2 separate regions of the Mus musculus genome follow, and region 1 is linked to region 2. The links are chromatin loops, found by intact Hi-C in ENCODE. Cell type or tissue: gastrocnemius. All regions are shown on one strand. Links, peaks and the distances in the headings refer to the core of each region. The heading gives the core; the rest is flanking DNA.

The links. Hi-C counts contacts between places; a loop is a spot of excess contacts. Peaks named below come from ENCODE experiments on the same cell type or tissue, not always from the same donor. Only the 100,000 strongest peaks of a DNase experiment are listed, where the experiment ranks them.
Region 1: it touches region 2 in a loop (3-fold over the local background); 4 of 42 quality-filtered maps call a loop at or near these places.

The regions. Positions count from the first base shown.
Region 1 is chr9:86,460,654-86,473,261 of GRCm38, reverse strand. Ube2cbp (ubiquitin-conjugating enzyme E2C binding protein) reads left to right here and starts at 8,346. Exons shown (of 10, transcript NM_027394.2): 1 at 8,346-8,521. The coding sequence starts at 8,445. It overlaps Dop1a (DOP1 leucine zipper like protein A), which reads right to left and starts at 6,108. Exons shown (of 39, transcript NM_177208.3): 1 at 5,966-6,108. In gastrocnemius, for the core only: a CTCF peak has its summit at 6,186; DNase peaks (open chromatin) are centred at 6,096, 8,339 and 8,588; H3K4me3 peaks cover 2,632 bases; H3K27ac peaks cover 2,554 bases.
Region 2 is chr9:85,742,858-85,755,465 of GRCm38, reverse strand. It overlaps Ibtk (inhibitor of Bruton agammaglobulinemia tyrosine kinase), which reads left to right and starts at 6,132. Exons shown (of 29, transcript NM_001081282.2): 1 at 6,132-6,335; 2 at 11,407-12,091. The coding sequence starts at 11,771. In gastrocnemius, for the core only: CTCF peaks have their summits at 5,996 and 6,537; DNase peaks (open chromatin) are centred at 6,094 and 6,460; H3K4me3 peaks cover 2,767 bases; H3K27ac peaks cover 3,303 bases.

The sequences.
Region 1 (12,608 bases), core at 2,963-10,962, 720 kb before region 2:
ATCAGATCACATTAAACTAACTGCATCAAGTTATAGAATCAGGTAGGCCTGGAGAAGGCACTTTGAGGACTCTGATGCCATACACTAATTATGATGCTAGAACCCTATTCAGGTTCAAAGTTGAGTTTCCAATTGATGATGCCATTGTCCACAATAAGGAAGTTACTGAGACATGAATGCCAAAACGATAGAGTAACTTTAAAGCAAGTGTTATGCTTTGTTATGTTCTTAATACAGAAAAAAAAAAACCCTATAAAAAGCCCCACATGGTAAGCTACTTGTTAGAATGTAGAGAAAGGCCACTGTGCCAGTTCTGTCTTTTGAAAAAGTACAATTGGTCATCTGGGATGGGATCTGTGGCACACAAACTATTCTAGAAAATTTATCTGGAAATTTTATAAAAGTAGCATATTGAAAAGGTTTTAAACAGCTGATATCTTTCTTTTCCAACATTACAGAACACAACTGAAAACAATGAAAATGTAGGCTATGTATCTTCTTGATTCAAAGCACTAAGACTGCTGTCCATTTATAGTCGCTGTGATTGTCAACTGTCATTCATTGACAGCTTATCTGTGGCTCCTATACTGCTGTTTTATGTATCATTGTTCTGGGAGACAAACAATGAAGAAAGCACTTCTCAGGGGTCCAGTCTTTCTAAGGACACAGATTAAACAGCTCATTTCTAAATCCAGTGTGAGGCTGCACCCCCAACCTCAAACTAACAGCAATCCAATATCCAGCTGAGAGAGCAGCAAATCACTGGGAGTACATCACCATGAGGGGTTTTGGTTTTTGTTTGTTTTGAAATTAGGAACCCTAATCTAAGTAAATGGTAAGCGGTAAGCTCTTTGCCCCTGAACACAAAACAACTTCTGGCTCAAAATCTAGATACATGTTTATAAATTTTCACAGCCACCTGAGACACAAAAATGTCCATGTGAAACAACAGAGGATCTATTTTCTTGCCAGTTCCTATGAATGAATGTCCTTCCAAAAGACAGGAGCAAACTTATTATACTAGAGGAAAAGGGGTAAAAATGACGGAAGCATTTCTCACTAAACAGAGGAAAATGAAATATGAGAAACTGGCCACATAAACTGGAGTGGTTAAGAGGGGAGTCGAGGGGGAGCGAGCTGTGAGCTGAGCCCATCACCTTATTCACTCTCTTAGACGCCTCCCCTCAGGAAGTGCCTTCTGAAAGCGTGTATGAAAGTTATTTTTAAAAAGTGTGTATTTTATCCCTCTAGATCACTTGCTTAACAGAAGGACCTTGCTTCTAGGATTTAGGTTTTCTTCCTTCTGGAAGGTTTAGTTTAAAGATGACTTATCATATTAAAAATGCAGTTCAAGCTCTTTATTATAAACGTGATCCTGTAGCACTAAGACGGTTCTGAAAATACAGTTGTTTATCAGTGTTTGCTCATTTTGGGGTTTTGTTTTGTTTCCAGACAGTTTCTCTATGTAATAGCCCTGGCTGTCTTGGAACACATTTTGTAGACCAGGCTGGCCTCCAACTCACAGATCTGCCTGCCTCTGCCTCCCAAGTACTGGGAGGATTAAAGGTGTTCACCACCATGGCCCAGTTTTTGAATTGTATTTTAAAAGCATGCTTTAACATTTTGAATTTTCAATAAAGTCATCCCCCAAGTTCCTCACAAATAAGACTTCAAAAGAAGTTCCAAGTTTTTGGTTCACTAAATACTTATGGAACCCAACTTCGGTCCGCCAACCGCCAGACAGATGACTTCATGGCCTGGGAGGGTAAGAGTGAGTTAGGTTGAGGAAGGTATCTCTCTGCTCATTCTCTTCCAATCCTTCCAACTACCAAGAACAAAGTCTTATTTTGGTGCCAGGATGGCATCAAGAATGACACTGAAATTCTGGCAATTCCTCCTTTTAAACAAAGAACGTTCAGTCTGAAGGCTTATACAGGGAACATGCATTTCTAGCTAGAAGCTTTCAGCAGGACTACTTTATTTTTTACCTATGTCTGCCTTCTGTTTATAACAAGAACTATCAACTGTTAACTAAAGTGTATTTCAAATCTTTTTGCAAAAATATAATTATAATACATAAATGTATTATATAGGAAACTATTTGTATATATGGCCAAAGGGAAACATATTTTTAATGCTGCATTAAATCATCTATTTGATCAAGACATTATATAGGAAACTATTTGTATATATGGCCAAAGGGAAACATATTTTTAATGCTGCATTAAATCATCTATTTGATCAAGACATTTGTGATGTTCATGTATTCATCTATTTAGCCATCATGAAGGATGAAAGATTTTTTTTTTAAGTACAGGCAAGCAGAAGAGGAAATAACTGAAAATGAAGTCATTCATGAATGAGGTGTTATACAGGTAGGGCTTGAAAGACAGAATTCAGACAAGCATAAAAGAAGAGAACTCTAAACAAGGGAAACAGAACAATAGATCTCTGACTGGTAGCATGTTGGCTACATGGGTTGTAGAATTGTTAAATTTATAGTATCATTACTAATATTACTGCATAGAATTTTTCCTTAAGAAATTTGATAGTATCTTTGATCTGTAAATGTAAAGTCTCTGATGTACAAGGCTTATTTGGCTTATAAAAGAGGTAATAACACCAAGGAAAGAGAGAAATCACAGTTTAGAAACATGTGAATCAAAACAGTATTTTCCTACAATAAACTGCCAATAAAAACTTTTAGCTACTAAACAAAATATTAGCTTTACATATCTACTAAACAGTTTTATTTCAGAGGTCAAATTTACCGTATTTAAAGCTTATCTATTAGAATTAAATATTTTAAGCATGGTATGGTGGTGCACACAGTGCTCTAGAGGAATAGGCAGTCAGATCTCTGAGTTCAAGGTCATCCTGGATTATGGAATGAGTTTCAGGACAGCCAGGACTATACAGAGAAGTCCTGTTTTGAAAAAACAAATACAATTAAATATTCTAATCCCAACTCCCTCAAACTAAGGTGTTCATTAGTAGCACTTATTCAAAGTAATAAAGGAGACAGAATATCTTCAAGATTGAAGAATATTAGTGATAACTTCCAAAAGGCTTGGTCCCAAGCTACTGCTGCCATTTGCAGGGAGTGAGGACGAGTGGGTGTGCGTTTGGGAACTTCAAGGAGTGAAGCTAAGAGAAAGTAGGTTGGACTTGAGGAAGGGTATGGCAGGGATGGGCTGAATCTTGCCAAATTCCCCTCTCTCTTGGCCACCATGAGGTAAATAGCTTCTGCCATGCCATTTTACCTGACCAGAGGCTGAGAAGCAAGAGAGCAAAAGACAGGGACAGCAACTGCAAACCAAAAGTATTTTCTCCCTCAGTTATTTTCTGAAGGTGACAAAAAGCCCAGCATAATACTTATCAGAATTTAGCCAAGGGATTTAATTTTCAACATTTAGATATTGTTTCCAAACAGTCAGAAATAATAGTATCAGACTTTTTTGACCTATAGTAATTTTCAGTTATCCCAGATTTTAAAATCATTAAGCACTGAATACATTTTATATCACTTTCATATTTCATTCTTTTGAGATACCTAACTAGAAGGAGAAATCAGTATAGTGAAAGGAAGACCACTCTCAACACGGCTTTATTTGTTGGAACTTTAAAGGGCCTTTCTACAAACATTCAGTAATAACCACAAAAATCAAACCAAAACATGAAGAAAAGCATCAAGCGGCTGGAAAAAAAGATACTTTTGTTATAAATGAAAGAAAGAACTAGGACCAATAGTGATACATGCATCCTTAATAGTAACTTTTTTTATACTGAGGATCCTTAAACGTCTTTTGTTATACCAATGAGGTCTCACTACATACATCTTCATGCCCCAGAGACCTTAGACAGCAACAAGGGGCCAATTCGTGGCTTTTTCCGCTTGGAAGCAGACATACCTCTAGTACAGTAATTCTGAAATTGGTATCATGTGTTATTTTATTCTAGGAGACTTTAACAGTACTGCAATGAAACCCAGGGCCTCAGGCATGCTTGGTAAGCATTCTACCATATACTTGCATTAGAAACTGGGCTCTCAGCTGGGCGTGGTGGCGCATGTTTTTAGTCCCAGCACTCGGGAGGCAGAGGCAGGTGGATTTCAGAGTTTGAGGTCAGCCTGGTCTACAAAGTGAGTTCCAGGACAGCCAGAGCTATACAGAGAAGCCCTGTCTCGAGGAAAACAAAAAACAAAAACAAACAAACAAACAAAAAACAAAAAGGAAAGGAAAGGAAAGGAAAGGAAAGAAACAAACTGGGCTCTCTGGTTAGTTAAATTTGGGAAATGTTATTTAAACCTTCCTTTGGAAATTATATGCATGCAAGCATAGCATGAAGTCTTTGAGGAGCTGCCTTCACAAGCAAACCAAAGTTAAACTTGGGGGAAGGAGGTGTGGCTTGGTGGTAGAGTGTTTGCCTTGTATTGGAAATACCTCAGGTTTGATCTCCAAACAAACAAAAGTTAAGGTTGGTTAAATCTAGTGTGTTGCCACATGATTTGACATGGAACACTGTTTAAGGGAAGTAAACTATTGCTTTAGTACAGTCTTGATGGGAAATAGCAATTTTGAAAATCATGAGCTCTTCAAATCCCTGAGGCTGTTCATGTGCCAGGCCCAAGGTTTCATTCCTTCCCAGCACCCCAAGAAAAAAAGTTTACAGTGGGAGCACAGGCTTGTGGTAGAATCTAACTAAGCATGCACAAGGAATCGCAGTACCACTAAAACAAAACAACAAAACTAGACACCAGAATACAGACAGTAACTGAGGGGTAGAGAGATCATACCCAGTTAGCAGCAAAAACAGAGCTTTGAACCTTAGCCCTCAAGCCCCAGGCTACAGTTGTTTCTACTATTGGAATTACAAAGTAGGGCTCTTCACAACAGATGGGAAAGCAATTAAATTTAACCTTTGGGTCATGGTGTCACATTTTTGGTCTATGTTTCCTTCAGTTTTAAAAATTCTTTATTAAAAATTGGGTCCCCAAAAGGGGGTTGCTTTTAGCAGTTCTGAGGAATGACAAAGTTTAATTAGAAGTAACCATTACAACAAGGAATTCAGACTACCTGGGCTATAATTTCTGTCAGCTCAACGAACCAAGGGATTGATAATCCTGTGACTTACTTAGCACATAGCCTAGCACATAGCGACGCCATGCTAATACGAATACAACTAACCTCAAAGTGGCAAGACCTTAACACCTACATATGGGGCTATCATCTCCAGAATGAAAAGTTTTGACCCTATAGTTGCGAGCTACTAAATGAGGTTGACTCCTGTATTTTTCCGATCAAAAAAAAAAAAAAAAAAAAAAGAGAAGAAAAAAAAATGTGTTTGTTGACTACAATCTCTAAATCTGAGTTTTCTTCAACTCCACAGAACTCCGAGATAATATAAGAATTAACAAGACACAATTTGCTTGGGGAGGAGAAAGTACAGTTGCGTGCTATTCCCTCCTCAACAGGATGAGGGTGAGGTTAAGTACAGCGATGGGGCAACTTTCAAAGCCTTGGAAATCAAAGGTGAGGACTGTTAACAACTTCCGTGTGCTAGCTCGGCTTCCTCTTGGTGAACTTGGCTCTGCTTCCCAACCCTCTGCACCGGCACATCGGCGGGCCTCGGTGTCGCCTCGATCCTAAAAGGGACCCACCGGGCTGGCGAGGCAACGGGGTGCCGGGAAGCCTCCAACAAAGGCGCCGGGCACCCGCGCCCAGGTGACACCACCCCTCAGCCCCGTGCCGGCTCTGCCCGCCGAAGGCCACGGGCGGACAGGCCCCGGGTCCCACCGCTCGCCCCGGGCAGGTCAGGGCCCGTTTCCCTCCACCCAGAGGCGGGCTCAGGTGGGGGCCGGGCGGTGACACCCCGACGCCACCACCGCAGGCCAAGCCCGGAGACGCTCGCCCGAACCGTGCCGCGTCTCGCCGCGCGACCGCGCCGGGGGCGGGGACGCTGTTACCTGCCGCGGGCTCTGCTGCTCCCCGCTGGCGCCGCTCTCTTGGCAACCGCGGCAGCCGCACGAAGGCCGCCAGCCCAGGGCCTAGTGACAGCTACCAGCGTGCACCGCGCGCGCCCACGCCGGCGTCGACGTCGGCGGCCTCCGTCCCCGCCCCCGTCCCCGTCCGCTGCTCGGCGGCCACGGCTAGCCGGCGCCACAGCGCCCTCGTGCGGGCGACCGGAGAGACGGCGGAGGGAAGGCGGGAAAGGTGTGAGCAAGGAGCCAGCGAACCATCATTTTGATGGAATGGGGGAATTGAAAACAGTTTTGAAGTATTATTTAAGTACGATCATCTGGATCCACCAGCACTTTATGCGCGTCATTTCAGGCACAGTTTGTGTGAAACCGAGAGCCAGTTTAGCACTTTTTTTTGTATCTAGCCGTCTTTCAAACGCGTATTCGAAAGGGTTGTTGTCTTTACAAGTGTTTTTGCGTGTTCTAGTTTTAAACCATATATGAGGAGCACGCTAATCTGAGGACGCTGTGTATTTTGCTAGGTGTCAATATTAAGTATTGCCAAAATTTAAGTAATATTCTGTGTTAAAAGTATAAGAGAACAATTGTCCTTCAAATAAATGAGTTGCCACCAAATAGTAGTTACCTTTGCTTTTTTTCAAAAATTATTTACTTATATTTTATATGGGAGTGCCACAGGTATGTGTGTGCATGCATGGAGCCCAGAAAAAGAGGTCAGATGCTCTGAAGTTGCAAGCAATTATGAGTGCTATAAACCTAGCTTCCCAGTCCTGTGAAACAGCAACCAAGTGCTCTTAACCACAAAGCCAACCCTCCATCCCAAAGCTTTTACTTTTTAAAGCTATTATTCCCTCTTATGATCTCAAATTGTTGGAATGAAACAGGAATTTATATAGCAACATGATAAACTTTAAAACACCTCAAAGGTTGATATTAGAAAAGTTATCTGAAATCACATTTTCAGTATACTTAAGACCAGTTTTTGTTTTGAGACAGTCTTGCCACATAGCTCTAGACGGCCCTGTACTCACATAGCCCAAACTGACCTTGAACTTTCAGCAATCCTGCCTCAGTCTCCTAAATGCTGGGGTTGCAGATATACGCCATCCTCTTTGGATTAAACCTATTTAGAAATGCTTCCAGTTTGTTCAATGTCAGATAATTATAACTATGAAATTATGAAATGGAACATCAATAAACAGGATTTCAGTCCTGGCTAGTTTTATGTCAACTTGACACAAGATAGAGTCTTCTGAAAGGAGGGAACCTCAATTGAGAAAATGCTTCCATAAGACCTAACTGTAACTCGTTTTTTAAAATAGTGATTGACCTAGGAGGGCCTAGCCTATGTTGGGTGGTGCTATCCCTGCCTGGGTCGGTGATCCTCGGTTCTATGGGGAAGCAGGTTCAGTGAAACCATGGGAGCAAGCCAGTAAACTCACCCTCCCATAGCTTCTGCATCAGCTCCCCCTCTCGGTTTCTGCCCTGTTTGGGTTCCTGTCCTGACATCCCTCAATGATGAACAGTGGTATAGAAGTGTAAGCTGAACACATGCTTTCCTCCCCAAATGCCTTTGGTACTGTTGCTTCATCACAGCAAAAGCAACCTTAACTAAGACAATCCCCATTATACAAGCTATGTTTTAAATAACAGCTTTCCATTCTTAAAAGGTGTCCAACTGAAATCCTATGGCCTGATATATTTGTTTATACCACACTAGATCTTTTACTGCATCAAACTTTCGAAATGTATCTTGTAGGAGCAATTAAGTTATGACTTCTTTTATTTCTGCAGTATAGTGGGAATGTATATCAGAAATTACTCATTTCCTTTTAGCTTCTCAAAAGTTACATGAATGGTCAGTCAAGATACAAGTCCACCAGTCTTTTAGTGGTTACACTGGTTTTTGCAACTGTTTCAGTCTTGGAAGTACCATATCTAGCGCGAAATGTAATGGCCAATCAATTGTGGATATTTTTGGATACATCATACGGAAGCTAATAAACTGTTCTAGTTCAAATAAAGGAGACTCCGATAAAGTGGGCTTTGGGGCTCTGGACCTATGGGAAGTACCACCTGTACAGCTTCTGCTCCATTATCTACCTCATCCTACTCAACTATCCAGAGAAGAGCTTCCCCTGGCCCAAACTGAGCTTTCTGTTCATTTCAGGGAAAGAAATGCTCGTAGTCATAGTCAAGCCCATCCAACATCCTTCCAGTGGAGGTCAGCTCTGCTCTCTGGGTCGCACCTGTCCTACTAGAGCGGCCACTGGGGCAAGGTCGGCGCCTCGGCAGTGCGCTCTCTTCCCGGTAGGTGGCGCTCTAGCCGACAGACGGCCGCCGCCGGATCCCTTCGCGCTACCTTGGCCTGGGAGCCAGCCGCCTGCTACGGCCGCACGTGCTCCCACCCTGTCCGGGTTCTAGTAACTGTGGGCTCGGTCCCGCGTGGGTCCCTGAGTCGGCCATGGCGGTGGCTGCGGCGGAAACGCGCGTGTTCCTGGAAGTGCGGAGACGGCTGCAGAGTGCGCTGCTAATCCTGGGGTAAGGGAGGGAGCACCGGTGCGCGGGACCGCGTGCATGGGCCAGGCGCGCGGCCCGGAGCCTGGTGCGCGTGTGCGTGGCACAGGAGCGCGGATGCGCGGGACCGAGGGAGCGAGCGCGCCGGGCAGTAGGCGCGTGCGCGGGACAATGTGCGCGTGCGCGGGGCGAGATGGGTTGCCCTGGCGAGCATTTTAGCCGCTGAACCATCTCCCCAGCCTGTCTGCGAACTTTAAATTTCATATTTACTACACAAACAAGAAACTTTTAGGGGGTAAAATGCTCCTTTTTGCTAATGGTCAGCAATTTTAATGGTTTGTGATCTCTTCGTGGGTTTTGCCTAGTTCTTAGTGACAAATGTATCAAATAGATGTGAAAATGTACTACAGAGCAGCACAGTTGTATTTTTTTTTTTCCTTAGCTTCGCCTTTTTTCCTAAAATCTGACAAGTAGCTAAAGTGGCAGTTTTGCATGCGGCCTGAGGACTGAACTCAAATCCTACCTTTCTCACATGGGCAGAATTACCTGGATTTCTTCAGTTTTAAGATTGGGATTGAGTCTAGGCTCAGTACAATTCATTTGTGTAGCTTGTACAGATCTTGAATACTCCCCAGTATGGGGATGAAGGGTGGGGAGGAGTGAGATCAATATCCACAATTTCTGTCCACTGTGTTTGGTAATTAAGAATACACACATTACCAAATACAGCTGCCTAATCCCTCGTACCAAACAAACTCTGTGAGAAACCTACTTTGCTAGACTGCCTGTTTGTCTCTCTGATCTTTTGACTGTTGACTTCTAACACAGCTCAGTCCCTTATCCTACTAAGAGAACCATGGTCTGGTCCCATTCAACCAATCTACACAATATCCCTGTTTCTCGAACTGTGTTGACATGTGTATTAGTCAGGGTCCTCTAGAGTAACTGAATTGATTGAATGAATCTGTCTATAAATAGAAAGAGGATTTATTAGAACGACTTAACAGCTTGCAGTCCAGCCAGTCCAACAGTGGCTATGAATGAATGTTGAGTCCAAAAATCCAGTGTTTGCTCAGTCCGTGAGGCTGTGTGTCTCAGCTGGTCTTCAGTGCACTTCCTAATGACAGTGAGAGGGAGGGCAAGCAAGCAAAGAGCTTCTTTCTTCCATGTCCTCTTCCCACAGAAGTTGTGGCTTATATTTGAGGTGGCTCTTCCCAGCTCAAAAGATCCGGATAAAGGAATGTCTTCCTACCTCAAAGGTAGGAAGTGAGTCTTCCTACTTCCAATTAAGTAAAAAAATCCCTCACCATGTGCCCTCCATGTTGGGGTTTTAATTAATTCCCGACGTATGTCAAGCTGACATAGCCAACTGATGTTTTGAAATTGATGTTTCAATCTGCCTTTCCCAACATGTTTTTGTTGTTTTGTTTTGTAAGACAGGGCCTAATAATGTATTCATGGCTGGTGTGGTTTACTATGTAACCAGTCTGACCTTGAACTCATAGATCTGCCTGCTTGCCTGTGCTTTCACAGGGCTGGGAACATCCAACAAGGCTTTGAGATTCATATTTCATCTCTGTGGTAGCTTAAATGAGTATTTCTTTCCCGTTTCTTTTTTTCTTCTTCTAAATTTACAAATCTTTTCTTTTTTTTTTTCTTTTTTTCTTTTTTTTTTAATTAGGTATTTTCCTCATTTACATTTTCAATGCTATCCCAAAGGTCCCCCATACCCACCTCCCCAATCCCCTACACACCCACTCCCCCTTTTTGGCCCTGGCGTTCCCCTGTACTGGGGCATATAAAGTTTGCAAGTCCAATAGGCCTCTCTTTGCAGTGATGGCCGACTAGGCCATCTTTTGATACATATGCAGCTAAAGACAAGAGCTCCCGGGTACTGGTTAGTTCATATTGTTGTTCCACCTATAGGGTTGCAGTTCCCTTTAGCTCCTTGGGTAATTTCTCTAGCTCCTCCATTAGGGGCCGTGTGACCCATCCAATAGCTGACTGTGATCATCCACTTCTGTGTTTGCTAGGCCCCGGCATAGTCTCACAAGAGACAGCTATATCTGGGTCCTTTCAGTGAAATCTTGCTAGTGTATGCAATGGTGTCAGCATTTGGAAGCTGATTATGGGATGGATCCCTGCATATGGCAATCACTAGATGGTCCATCCTTTCGTCACAGCTCCAAATTTTGTCTCTGTAACTCCTTCTATGGGTATTTTGTTCCCATTTCTAAGAAAGGGTAAAGTGTCCACACTTTGGTCTTCGTTCTTCTTGAATTTCATGCGTTTGGCAAGTTGTATCTTATATCTTGGGAATCCTAAGTTTCTGGGCTAATATCCACTTATCAGTGAGTACATATTGTGCAAGTTCCTTTGTGATTGGGTTACTTCACTCAGGATGATACCCTCCAGGTCCATCCATTTGCCTAGGAATTTCATAAATTCATTTTTTTAATAGCTGAGTAGTATTCCATTGTGTAAATGTACCACATTTTCTGTATCCATTCCTCTGTTGAGGGGCATCTGGGTTCTTTCCAGCTCCTGGCTATTATAAACAAGGCTGCTATGAACATAGTGGAGCATGTGTTCTTCTTACCGGTCGGGACATCTTCTGGATATATGCCCAGGAGAGGTATTGCGGGATCCTCCGGTAGTACTATGTCCAATTTTCTGAGGAACCGCCAGACTGATTTCCAGAGTGGTTGTACAAGCTTGCAATCCCACCAACAATGGAGGAGTGTTCCCCTTTCTCCACATCCTCACCAGCATCTGCTGTCACCTGAGTTTTTGATCTTTGCCATTCTGACTGGAGTGAAGTGGAATCTCAGTGTTGTTTTGATTTGCATTTCCCTGATGATTAAGGATGTTGAACATTTTTTCAGGTGCTTCTCTGCCATTCAGTATTCCTCACGTGAGAATTCTTTGTTCAGCTCTGGGCCCCATTTTTTAATGGGGTTATTTGATTTTCTGGAGTCCACCTTCTTGAGTTCTTTATATATATTGGATATTAGTCCCCTATCCGATTTGGGATAGGTAAAGATCCTTTCCCAATCTGTTGGTGGCCTTTTTGTCTTATTGACGGTGTCTTTTGCTTTGCAGAAGCTTTGCAATTTTATGAGGTCCCATTTATCGATTCTTGATCTTACAGCACAAGCCATTGCTGTTCTATTCAGGAATTTTTCCCCTGTACCCAAATCTTCGAGGGTGTTCCCTACTTTCTCCTCTATAAGTTTCAGTGTTTCTGGTTTTATGTGGAGTTCCTTAATCCACTTAGATTTGACCTTAGTACAAGGAGATAGAAATGGATCAATTTGCATTCTTCTACATGATAACCGCCAGTTGTGCCAGCACCATTTGTTGAAAATGCTGTCTTTTTTCCACTGGATGGTTTTAGCTCCCTTGTCAAAGATCAAGTGACCATAGGTGTGTGGGTTCATCTCTGGGTCTTCAATTCTGTTCCATTGGTCTACTTGTCTGTCACTATACCAGTACCATGCAGTTTTGATCACAATTGCTCTGTAGTACAGTTTTAGGTCCGGCATGGTGATTCCACCAGAGGTTCTTTTATCCTTGAGAAGAGTTTTTGCTATCCTCGGTTTTTTGTTATTCCAGATGAATCTGCCGATTGCCCTTTCTAATTCGTTGAAGAATTGAGTTGGAATTTTGATGGGGATTGCATTGAATCTGTAGATTGCTTTTGGCAAGATAGCCATTTTTACAATGTTGATCCTGCCAATCCATGAGCATGGGAGATCTTTCCATCTTCTGAGATCTTCTTTAATTTCTTTCTTCAGAAACTTGAAGTTTTTATTATACAGATCTTTCTCTTCCTTAGTTAGAGTCACGCCAAGATATTTTATATTATTTGTGACTATTGAGAAGGGTGTTGTTTCCCTAATTTCTTTCTCAGCCTATTTATTCTTTGTGTAGAGAAAGGCCATTGACTTGTTTGTGTTAATTTTATATCCAGCTACTTCACCGAAGCTGTTTATCAGGTTTAGGAGTTCTCTGGTGGAATTTTTAGGGTCACTTATATATACTATCATATCATCTGCAAAAAGTGATATTTTGACTTCTTCCTTTCCAATTTGTATCCGCTTGATCTCCT
Region 2 (12,608 bases), core at 1,625-9,624:
TTGGTCTAGTATTTCTTCCCATCTACCACCTTTGACCTTGCCTTGCCTCCTTTGTTTTTCTTGAGTACATCAATGGGTGATGATTTGACATATCTTTGTAGGGCTTTTTGTTGTTTGTTTGTTTATTGTAAACACTTGTAGCTATAAACATTCCCCCTTAGAACTCCTTTAGATGTGTCTGGAATAGTTTGGAAAGTTGTGGTTGTTTTCACGAGTTATTTTAATGAGAGTGGCTTCATTAGGCTCATATGTTTGAATACTTAGTCCCTTGTTGGTGGACCTGTTTCAGATAAATTGGCCTTGATGGAATAGGTGTGTCCCTCCAGGCTGGACATTGAGTTCCCAGTGTTTCTCTTTACACCCTGCTTGCAGAGCAAGAAGGAAGTTGTCAGCTATTCAGGCTGCCCTGCTTTTGTTCTTCCACCACTGTCTCTAACTATCTGAAACCACAAGTCCCAGATTAAACTCACTTTTATAAGATGCCTTGGTTCTGGTAGTCTATCACCACCACTGAAAAGTAACTACAGCAATTCTGTATTCATTTTCATTTGATCTCAGAATGTTCACCATCCCCACACACCCCAGGTTCTTTAGAAGACCCACTAGCTGTTCAAAAGGGCATTGCTCAGTCTCTGATCTTTGAATAGCTTCTCTGCTATGGTTTCTATTTTTAATTTCACTATGATCTGATAGAATACCAAAAACAAATAAACAAACAAAACAAACAAACCAGCCTTCCCCCCCTAACCCAAAAGCCACCCTTCCTATTATGTTGTGTTCATTAAGAGCTGACTTATGGGTGACAGTGTGGCCTGTTTAAGAAGAGATTCCATGAGCTGCCAAGATAAATGTGTATCCCGCATCTTTTGGATGAAGTATTCTGTGTACGTTTGTTGAGCCCATTTGATCGATAATGTAAGTTAAGTCTGAGATCCCTTTGCTGAGCTTTCAGTTTGGGTGCCCTGTCTAGAGATGAAAGCAAGGGAAGGGAGTCATCCACTGTTATTGTGTCAGGACCTGCCAGGCCTTTTATGTTCATGAGAATGCGTTTTATGATATTTGGAACTCCAATGTTTGGGACATAGGTACTCCAATGATTATTTCTTCTTTAATATCATTTTATTTTTTAAGCTTTCTTTCAGATTTTTATACAAGAGTACTGTGTTTCTACAGAACACTTTCTCCTTCCTACTCCTCCCATGTCTCTCCCTACTCCCTCTCAAACTCTTGTTCTTCCTATTATTGATATATACATGTGTGTGTGTGTGTGTGTGTGTGTGTGTGTGTGCATGTGTGTGTGACTTGTTAGGACTGACCACTGGACTCATTTCTGGAGAAGAGTGGTAATTCTTCCCTCAGTAGTCACTAAGTATTATAATTCTTCGTCTAGTGGTAGAATCTTGTGAGAACTGTCCTGACCATGTGACATGTAAACTGGTATTATCGCTGTGCAGGTCTTCTTTAAATGAGTATGTTGTTAACATTTCATGGTGTGGTGGTTTGAATGAAAAATGGCCCCATAGGGAGTGGCACTATTAGGGGGTATGGCCTTACTGTCTCTTCACAGCAATAGAAACCCTAACACATTGTATATAACAGTTGTTAAGGTGTAACTCCTTGTTATATGTAGAAGACACTATTTTGTAGCATTTCCCTGATTCTCTGGTTCTTACAGTCTTTCCTCTCCCTTTCCCACGATGTTCCCTGAGCCTCAAGAGTAGGAGCTATGTTTGGATGTATTAGTTGGGTATGAGCACACATAGTTGTTCTCTGAATTTTGACTACATGTGAATCTCTGTGATGGTCTCCATATGCTGCAAAACAAGATTTCCTTGGTGAGGGGTAAAAGCTACATCTAACTGCGTGTATACAGATGAGTGTTTAGACCTTGATGAGTTGTACTTTTTATTAATGCATAGTGACCTTTAAAAATATCTAATTTTCTTAATTTTACTCTATCATGTATCAGCACTGCTACACCAGCTGACTTTAACTTACACTCACTTGATACCTTGATTTCCATCCTTTGACTCAGATTCTCTGGGTGGGCTTACCAGTGAGTTATGTTTTGTTGTTGTTGTTGTTTGGTTGGTTTGGTTTTTTGTTTTTGTTTTTTTGAGACAGGGTTTCTCTTTGTAGCCCTGGTTGTCCTGGAACTCACTCTGTAGACCAGGCTGACCTCGAACTCAGAAATCTGCCTGCCTCTGCCTCCCAAGTTCTGGAATTAAAGGCATGTGTCACCACTGCCCGGCTTATATTTCTTAGAGACAGCAAATAGTTGAAATTAGTTTTTTATTATTATTTTAAATTCTGTCAGCTAGTCTGCATCTTTTTGTTGATGAGTTAGGTCATTTACATTGGAATTTATCATAGAGAGACATTTACTGAATCCTATAACTTTCTTATGGGGTTGTCTGGTTAATGCCTTGATAATTTCTCTGCCCCTCCCCTGCCATCTCTCTACACTATTTACATCAGAAATGTGATGGTTATGATGTTGGACATGCTATATTCCCTCTGACTCTTCATTAAGTCACTCCTCTCCTGTTTTATTTTGTGTTTGAGTCCATCTTCTTACTCTATGAATAGTACTTCCTTAAGTAGCCTTTGCAGATTGGTGATCAAGAGCCATGTTCGTCCGTGTTTGTCTGATACATCCTTACTTCTCTACCAATTTAAAGAGAGCTTTCCTGAATGTAACAGTTTTGGTCCACAGTTTTCCCTTCCAGGTCTTGGAATCTATGTTTCCTTTTCCTGAGTATCAGGACTGCTCATTAGGTAGCAGATGTGATTCTCCTGTGCTTGCCCTTGTAGGTGATTTAGAGTTTATCTCTTAACTGCTGTTAATATTGTTTCTTTTCTTTACGTTTTCAACATGAATGACTATAACATGTCATGAAGGAGTTCTACTCTGGGCATATCTATTCACGGCTATAACGAACTCTTGTGTTTGGGAGTCCATTACTTTCTTAAGAATTGGGAGAATCTGCGCTATAATTCCAGTGAGTAAATTTTCTAGATTCTTAATTTTTCTATCAGTTCCTTCTGTCAATAGAGTCTTAGAATTGGTTTCTTGATTATGTTTCAGAGCCCTTGAATGTTGTGTTCATGCTTATTTATTTTTGTTTTATTGATGCTTGAATGTAGTATATCCTCTACCCTGTCCTTCATCTCTGATTTCTTTCTTCTGCTCCGTTAAGTCTACTGGTGAGAATTATTCTTCAAAAGTTCTTTTTGTTTTTTGATCTAAGTTTCTTTCTCATCCTTTTTCCTGACATTCCCCCCCTCTGTGCTCATTACTTTTTTCTTTATGCCCTAGATTGAATCCATCTGCTTGTTTGCATCCTCTTTAAGCTAGATTTTACTAGTAAACCTTAAAAACCTTCAGCTGACACTGTACCTATTTCAGTGTCTTTGGATTCAATAATCATGGAATTACAGTTTCACAGGATGTTCTTAGAGAGTTATGTTGCTGTGCCTTTTCATGTTTCTTATGGTTTGTGTGTGTGTGTTAAAGTTTTACATCTCTTCAGTGGAATATCTCTCAATGCATTTTAGCTGTATCTGAGTATTTTCACATTAAGAATCCTTTCCCAGAGAAAGTACCACTCAGAGAGGAAACAATGAACTATTGTAACAGCAACAACATCAAACTGTGCAATATAAGAATACACCAAAGCCAATTAAGTCTCGGTATATCACCAAAGATGCAAAACAGAAAATGGCAAAACTAATGTGGAGTCTGGCATGAGATAAACAGTCACTTATGGTTAATATTGTAATAGATAAAGGAGTCAAGGTCTTAGCAAACTGGAGCAGAAGCAAAGTTAAGTCAAAGGAAAAAGAAGAGGAGTGGAGAAGACTGTTATGGAAGGAAAGAAAAATGAAGAAGCAGTTAGCAAGAAAGGGAAAAGAACTCCTCAATAACGAGAAGGCTCAAAAATAAATTAGATAAACATAAGGGAAATAAAAAAGAAGACATAAGCTTCTTTACAACTAATAAGATAAAATCCAAAATATTACTAAAAGTACACTAGGAAGGAACACAGAAACAAGTAGGAAAAGAAAAAGATTGCCCAGAATTGAAACAAAATGCATAAAAGTTTTAGAAAAGGTGTGAAGGGGAAAAAAACCTTAAATATAATAACCACCAATATTGCTAAACCTGCATAAAAGGGGAGAGCAGAAGCAATGGGAGAAGAGGAAACGAAAAGGATGAGGAGGTGAAGCCGGGTCCTTCTGTCTCAGCAGCGATCACGCAGACCATTTACCCTCTGGTGTTATGTGCTTCATTCTCACCTTGGGGTAAAAGCTGCACAGTTTGCTTTCATTCTACAGTAAAAGATTAAATCTTTATTAGCTCGGAATGTTTTAACTTATGTGGCCACCTAACACTACTGCATTTATGATATCAGTTGGTGCCACCAACTAGATTCCTTTTAAGCCCAACAGTGTATAAAAATATAAAACTCAGGCTGTTCGTGTCATAGATAATAAATAACGTTATGTCAGAGTCTCAGTTTGGTCAGCACCGCGGCAACTGTGGCTGATAAGTTTTACTTTGTAAGCAGCTTTCTAATATTCTCTTTCTGATCCTTGTTGAAGCAGGACCAGTTTCGTCCCCCATCTCCAACGGCAAAGACATTCATTCCTTGGCATGATGCTGGTCTTTCTTTTTCTGCTTCACCTAGTTATTTTCTACTTCTTCCCTAGTTTGTCATTTTTTTTGGGGGGGGGGGTCAGATGAAACCTCTTATTTTCTTTCACAGATTCGTTAAAGTTGCAATTAATTTTTGTGTATATGATTATGGCCGTATGGACATTTTGTACCCCCAATGCTTACAAGCGTTTGAGACATGGCAACTTCTAGGTGGTGTTACTGTGTGCTTGGCACTCTGCTAAGTGCTGCGGGCGTCTATCAACACATTTTCACTACAGCAACATGTATTCCATTCCCACTTTGCAGATGAGGAAATTAAGGCTTCAGAAAACCTAAATGACTTACCCAATACAAAGAAGAGACAGATAAAAGATGTGAACTCAGGGCAACACATTTATTTACATCACTAGCTTCCAGATCACTGAGCGTCTTTGTTCATGAGTGTGTACACAGCTTCCTTCCAAGTCACTGTTTATACATTACAGAATGGGTCAGAGTAGGAAGTAAGAAAGCAAATTAAGTCCTTGCACTGGGAGGAGAGCTGGGGAGCTAGGTCTGTTTCCATCTCTCCTTCAGTTTGATCTAGCAACTTACTTTCCTACAAAGTCTACAAAACAGGCAATTGGGCTGAAGCAGTCTAAGAGGGTATTGAGTTTAACTCCGTTTAATAGATGATGGTGTCAGTGGCTCATACAGCAACACAAACAGGGCCGAGGTTCAAACAACTCTGGGCTCCAAGTGCTGTTTTTCTCTGAGTCATGCTACTCCTCCCTGAACACATGTTTACTAAGGCGCCTCTGTATCAGACTTCAGCAGGAGTATGTTTTCCGTTCTGGACTGATTATTGGCACACAATTTGCAACCTTTAAAATGGCTTGTAGATTTAAGAGTTCAGGGAGGAAAACCTATTGTAAGCCTGGCGTCAGGCAGACAGATGTGACCCAAGTCAGCAGCTGGTCGCACAGTGGCGATCTGAAAAATCTATGGCGCCTTCTGACAAAAAGAGAGTGACACTCAGACAATCCGGGCACAACAGGCGGGGCACAGAGCAGCAGGGCCCAGTCTTGGGGAGAGGACACCTCTGGTTTTCCAGTTATCCCACTACGAGTGATCCGGGAAGCAACTTTTCTAAGATGCCCACGTTTCTACGGAGTGGTGCTTGGGCATCCAGCCAGTTCCTTGTTTCCTCCATCCCAGCCTTAACCTCCTTTCCGAGTGTCGACCTGCGGGGAGACAGATCTCCTAGGGTGACATCTGGCACCAAGAGGGGCAGTACTGGTTCTGAGTGTAGGGCGGCAGCCAGTGTCGACCGCACCAAGGCCGGCAGGGGTCATGCTCCTTTGGGATACTAGGGAAAGGCCACAGCTGAGGTACTGCCACGCTAGGCCTTGTGGGCAGGCCCCGACCAATCACTGTGGGGCATACACGAACTCCGGCCAATCAGCGCCCGTCTTATTCCCGAGTCCCGCCCGCTCTAGCTCAGGTTTCCCCGAACCCGGTCCCGGCGCCGACAGTCGCGGCTGTCGCTTTCCGTGCAGCCGTCCCCGGAGCTGACTCGGGCGTCCCGGCTCCTGGCTCCCTTCGTTGTCCCCGGTAGCTTTCACTAAGGATGAGTCCCTGCGCGGCCGCGCGCCTGCCCCGCGGAGACCGCCGGCGCACCTTCATCTAGCGACTGGTGAGGGCGACGGCGAAGGCGTCCTGCCAGCCCGGCAGGGGAGCGGGGCCCGGGGAGGGAACTCGCGGAGGGGGCGGCTGCCGAGCTTCGCGCCGCGTGGCACGGGCGGGTGGCCTGGCAGCGCAGCCCCGCCGCCCCTGCCAGCTAATGAATGGCCTTGTCCCGCCAAGTGCTACGTCGCCAAGCTGCCCGACACGCCCTCCAGCGACGATGCTTTTCTGGTTCCGAGGGTTGACTGGTGTCACCTCCCTTGGATCCCTTCCTAGAGGCTCCCATGTCCCCTAAACCCTTGGTGGAGTTTACAAAGTTTGAGTTCCCGCGGGCCTTGCTGAGTTTGCAGAAGCAGGTCTTGCTCTGAGCATTCGCTGCTGGGTGGAAGTGGACTGGGGTCTGTTCTGCAGAGACAGGATAGAGGGGCCTTTTGTTCGTAGCTATCAGGTTGCAAAGGCATTTTGGATCCGAGGGGAAATGGCCAACCCTGATTTAAGCCGTCTTTAACTCTGTTATCTAACACAGTCATAAAACATGAGTCGTGTTAGTCAGAGGGGATATTTTTCAAGGAGGAGAAGTTGAGTAGCACCTGTTTCCTTTATCTCGAAGTAGGTAACATTTGAAGTAGTTCCCCCCCCCCCCCCATAGTTAGTGTGGTTACCTCCATATGCAAATTACCAAACGTTTTGTGTGTGTGTGTGTGTGTGTGTGTGTGTGTGTGTGTTTTTCGTCATCAGTTCCTCACTTCTCAGTGGAGTTACTTTCATTTGTTTTTATTGATTTGGAGACCTGCTTCACCGTACCTGAGGACAGAACTATTTTCTAAAACGTGTTTTCTAAAAAAGTTTTTGCAAAACTTGAGTCACATCGCAGCTTTACAGTTTTTCAATTGGATATGTTAATCTTCGGTTTTTTTTTTTCTTTTTAGTAAATCTTGTTTGAAGGGCTTTCTGTGTGCCAATTTTTTTTTTCTGTGTGCCAATTTTTGTGTGATGATTTCATTACATTTTAAACGTTCAAGATGCTTGTGGATTATAAAATTCTAGACTGAATGAGTATGCCCAAACTTCTTTCTTTCTTTCTTCCTTTTTTTTTAAAAAATATTTATTTATTTATTTATTTATTTTACGCATATGAGTACACTGTAGCTGTACAGTTGGGAATTGAATTTTTAGGACCTCTGCTTGCTCTAGTCGGCTCTGCTCGCTCTGTTCAACTTCGCTCACTCAGTCCCTGACTGCTCCAGCCCAAAGATTTTATTTATTATTATACATAAGTACACTGCACCTGACTTCAGATGCACGAGAAGAGGGTGTCAGATCTCATTAAGGGTGGTTGTGAGCCACCATGTGGTTGCTGGGATTTGAATTCAGAAGAGCAGTCAGTGCTCTTACCAGCTGAGCCATCTCTCCAGCCCTTAATCTCACTTTTTACAAATGAAAATATTGAAGCTTTGAGAAAATTCAGAGGTTTGCTCAGGGTCCTTAGGGAAGCTACGTACTTGGGTCATGGTACTGAGCAGTAGCTGAGAGCTCACACCTGATCCGAAAGAGAGACAAACAGAGACTGAGACTGACCAGGCCTGGTTTGAGCATTTGAAACTTCAAAGCTCACCTCCAGTGACACACCTCATCTATCAAGGTCACAGCAACACACAGCCATACCTCCCAGTCTTTCCCAAACAGTTGAACTAACTGGGGGCCAAGCATTCAAGCATAGGAACCTTTGGAGTCCATTGTCATTCATACCACTGTAAACACGCATGCCCATCTGGAACTTTTTTTAAAAAATAATGTGATTTTAAAAAAGATTTATTTATTTAATGTATGTGAGTACACTATCTGTCTTCAGACACAAGAAGAGGGCATCAGATCCCATTACAGATGGTTGTGAGCCACCATGTGGTTGCTGGGAATTGAACTCAGGAACTCTGAAAGACCAGTCAGTGTTCTTAACCACTGAGCCATCTCTCCAGCTAGCCCATCTGAAATTCTACCTGGGCTTTGAAATATATATATATTTCAAATATATTTCAAATATATATATTTCAAATATATATATATATATTGTTTGTTTGAAAATTGCATGTACTGTGTTTCATTAAACCCACTCCACATTTCTTCCCCTCTAATTTCTTTCCTGTCCTTTCTACCAGTATTTCCTCCTACTTTAAATGTGTTCTCTTTTTTTAAAAAAACACTTAGACCATTTAATGTGACCAATGTGTACTTGGGTGTAGGGCTATCTGCTGGATTGTGGGTAGCCTCTCAAAAGCCACACCCCTGATGAAAACTAACTTTCTCCCATTAACCATCAATTGTCAGTAGTTTTTCTGCTAGGGAAGTGACTTCCTGACCACCTCCCTGTCTGTCCTATGCTAGGATTTTGTCTGGCTTTATCTTATTCAGATCTTATGCATGCAATCAGAGTGGCTGTGAATTCATATGCCCAAGCACCCTGCTGTGTTAAGAAGAACACTGTTTTGCTGTAGACTACCTTTGGCTCTTAAATTATTTTATCTCTTCTTTCACACTAATCTCTGGAACCTGGGAAGGATAGGGTATGATACAGATGCCCTGTTTTTTTTTTTTTTTTTTTTTAATAGTTTTTTTTTTTAAGATTTATTCATTTATTTATTTATTTATTATATGTAAGTACACTGTAGCTGTCTTCAGATGCACCAGAAGAGGGCATCAGACCTCATTACAGATGGTTGTGAGCCACCATGTGGTTGCTGGGATTTGAACTTCGGACCTTCGGAAGAGCAGTCGGGTGCTCTTACCCACTGAGCCATCTCACCAGCCCAGATGCCCTGTTTAGTGGTGGGTTCTCCACAGTATCTTATTCTGCATGCTGACAAGTCGTGGGTCTCTGTGTTAATCACCATCCAATGTCTAGGGCTGAGAGATGCACTTATCTATGGAAATTATCAAATCCTTAGAAATCAGTTAAATGCTGTGCGCATTTAACAGAATAATAGTAGATTCTCAGATAGGGCCTGTGACCTTCCCAACCATGGGCTCTTGGTCCTCATAGTGGTGCTAGATGTGAGTTTTGTTTTATGGAGCAAGCCTGAAGTCCAGTCAGAAAGTGTTTTCTCTGACATTTGTGCAACTGTTATTTGTGTAACCTTGTCAGACTGTTGTTGTAATTCACAAAGTTCACAGTTGAGTAAGACTGTTGATTATTGTTTTGTTGTTGTTGTTGTTTTCGAAAGGGGATTCAAATATTTTAGGGGAGTAGGTGATCAGATTTGTTTTAAAAACAGAGTTACATTCTTACTACAGATGATTATAAGGCCCTTGAACTCAGTGTTGACTGGCTAAATCCTGGGTGGGACAATAGTTGGGGTTGAACCATTGCCAGTTATACTTAGCTCAGTTTTCTTCAACACTTCACATCTGTCATGTATTCTATTTATAACTTATTTGTTCCTTGGTTTAGACTTCTGTGTAGTTTCTTTTTTTACTGCTGTGTTAAGACATGATGACCGACACAACTTGTAAAAGAGTTTATTTGGGGCTGGGGTTTCAAAATGTTAGAGTCCATCACCACAGTAGAGCTAAAGTATGGTGGCAACAAGGAGACAGCAAGAGCAGAGGGAATGGCTAGTCTTGAAACTTGAAAGCTGGCCTCCAGACACATGTTTTATTCAAGGCCATACATCATTATCTTTCCCAGAATAGTCCCCAACGGCTGGGGACCAAGTATTCAAAACTATGACCCTATGGAGACATTCTCATTCGAACTAGTATAGGTTGCTGTTTCTGATTTTCAAAGTATTTAGCCCCGTTCTACCTTTTTTTTTTCTTACCCCATCACCAACGCCAGAAGTCTTGCATTATTACCTTATCCTGACACTGTAAGAGTCTGAACATAAATGTGAATTGTCCACTGCAGCACAAAAGGCTGTCTAATAACATCTAACCCATCCTGATGGGAAAGAGCAAGAATGGTGTGGCTTTTAGAGCTTGGAACAGCAAAGTGAATGATTTGTTAAACGCCAAGACTGTTTATTCTTTTCTTTCAGGTTCAAGTTAATGATTTGAAGTGGGTGGGGTTTTGTTTGTTTGGTTTTTTGTTTGTTTGTTTGTTTGTTTGCTTTTTTAAAAAATTTTTATTTTTTTATTTTTGCTTGTTTGCTTTTGTGGGTCTGTGTTCAGTTAAAGGTTGCAGGTTTTCAGAAACAGGCCTAGAGTTAGAAAGAGTTAAAAACCAAGTAGTTCATTGCTTCATTGATCTCATTTCTAAAAGGCGAATCATAATAGTATCAAAAAGTTAGTTAGATGCTAACCTCTGACGTATTGTGATTTCAAGTGGAAAAAACCATATTTGGACTCTTTTATATTATATTATCTAATATATATGTGTGTGTACTAAACTTTCTCCTGTATACACAGTGCCTATCTCTGAAGAGTCTTATAATTGCTTTTGTTTGTTTGTTTCCAGAGATCAGATAGTAAGGGAAGGTTTACACACTACATATCAGGGAGGGTTTTCCTTCTTTTGACTTCAGTGAGTTATATTGAGTCTCATCATCATTTTATACTTTGAGATTTCAGTTCATACTTTTTGAACACATCGATTATAAACCCTTTTATGTTTTCATAGCTCATTTTTTATCTTTGTCTCTGAGTTGTTCTAATACCCTTAGTTCAGTTATTTTCCCTGTAACAAGGGACCTTTCAGGTGAGAAGGCTCATTGCCTATGATGCGGTAATAGATGAAGCGTTGATTGTTTGGGTAATGGCTAAGGTGCAGTTGTAGTTGGTGGACATTTGGAAGAGGGTTCTCCTGAAGACAACAAATTTGAATATGTTTATAGCTTCTGAGGACAGAGCATATAGAATGTAAAAATACAGGAAATAATGAATGAAGATATGAAGAGTCTGGAAGAAAAGAGGCCTAGATGAAAAGTTGATGTGTGTGTGTGTGTGTGTGTGTGTGTGTGGTGTTTGTTTCTGTTTTTTTTTTTTTTTCTTTTTTAAATGAATTAAGGGCATTTAGATGTGGGATTCCTTATATTGTCAAGTACTACAAGTTAGATTTGTAACTTTCCTTTTACTTTGTCTCCCTGCAGGTCACCCTCGCAATTATGGCTATTTGAAAGGCTCAGACAGTGTGGAGGGGGAGTTCCCCTCCTCACTCCCCCTTGGTGCTTGACTCCAGGAATAATTTATAAACTGGGATTATTTTTTAAATGAAGAACTTGTATTTGATATGAACTTTATAGAATTATTTATAAATTTTTGATTTAAGTGCCAAAAGATTATACAGAGATATATAGTTTTATATAATTGTTGTGACTACTTAAATTATAACCCCCAAAGGGCCATCTCTTCTTGAAATTCTTCCTGAATAGTACCTTTGCGTCTTGGCTTTTTCACTTTTAAAATTTACTTCGGTGACTGTTCTGAAGGAGTAAGCAATATAAAGCAGTTAGGATGGATGCTGCCACCCCCGACTGCACGTCAAAATGCAGATCCCTGAAGCATGCGCTGGATGTCCTTTCTGTGGTGACAAAGGGGAGTGAGAGCCAGATCAAGTCCTTCCTCGCCAGGTACTGCTACAATGCTGCAACTGTCAAGGATGCCTTTGGCAGGAACGCCGGCCACCTGGCTTCCTCCTGCGGGAAGAAAGGAGTGTTGGACTGGCTGATTGAGAAAGGAGTGGACTTGCTGGTGAAAGACAAGGAGTCCGGCTGGACAGCACTGCACAGAAGCGTTTTTTATGGACATATCGATTGTGTTTGGTCTCTGTTGAAGGTAGGCATCATTAGTTTATTTAAAGCTGTTATTTATTTAAGCATGTGCTCTTCTCGTTTCTTTTTCCTTTTATTGAAAACAGGTTTTTTTTTCTCACATTATAATATCCTGATTATGGTTTCTCCTCTCTTTATTCCTCCCACCTCCACCTCTCCTCCTCTCCCATCCACCCCCCACCCCCCTTTGTGTTTCTCATCAGAAGACAAACAAGACCCACCTTTAATCCCAGCACTTGCAGGGAGACAGAGGCAAGTGGATCTCTGTTAGTTTGAGGTCAGCATGGTCTACATTGTGAGTTCCAGGACAGCCAAGGCTATATAGTGAGATTTTGTCTGAAGAAAACCAAACACACTTCTCTGAGATAATCATAAAATAAAATACAATAAGATAAAATAAAAACTAACCCATTGCAATTAGACAAAACAAACAGAAGGGAAAGAGCCCAAGGAAGGGCATAAGAAATAGAGACCTACTCATTCACACACTCAGGCATCCTATGAAAATGCTGAACTGGAAG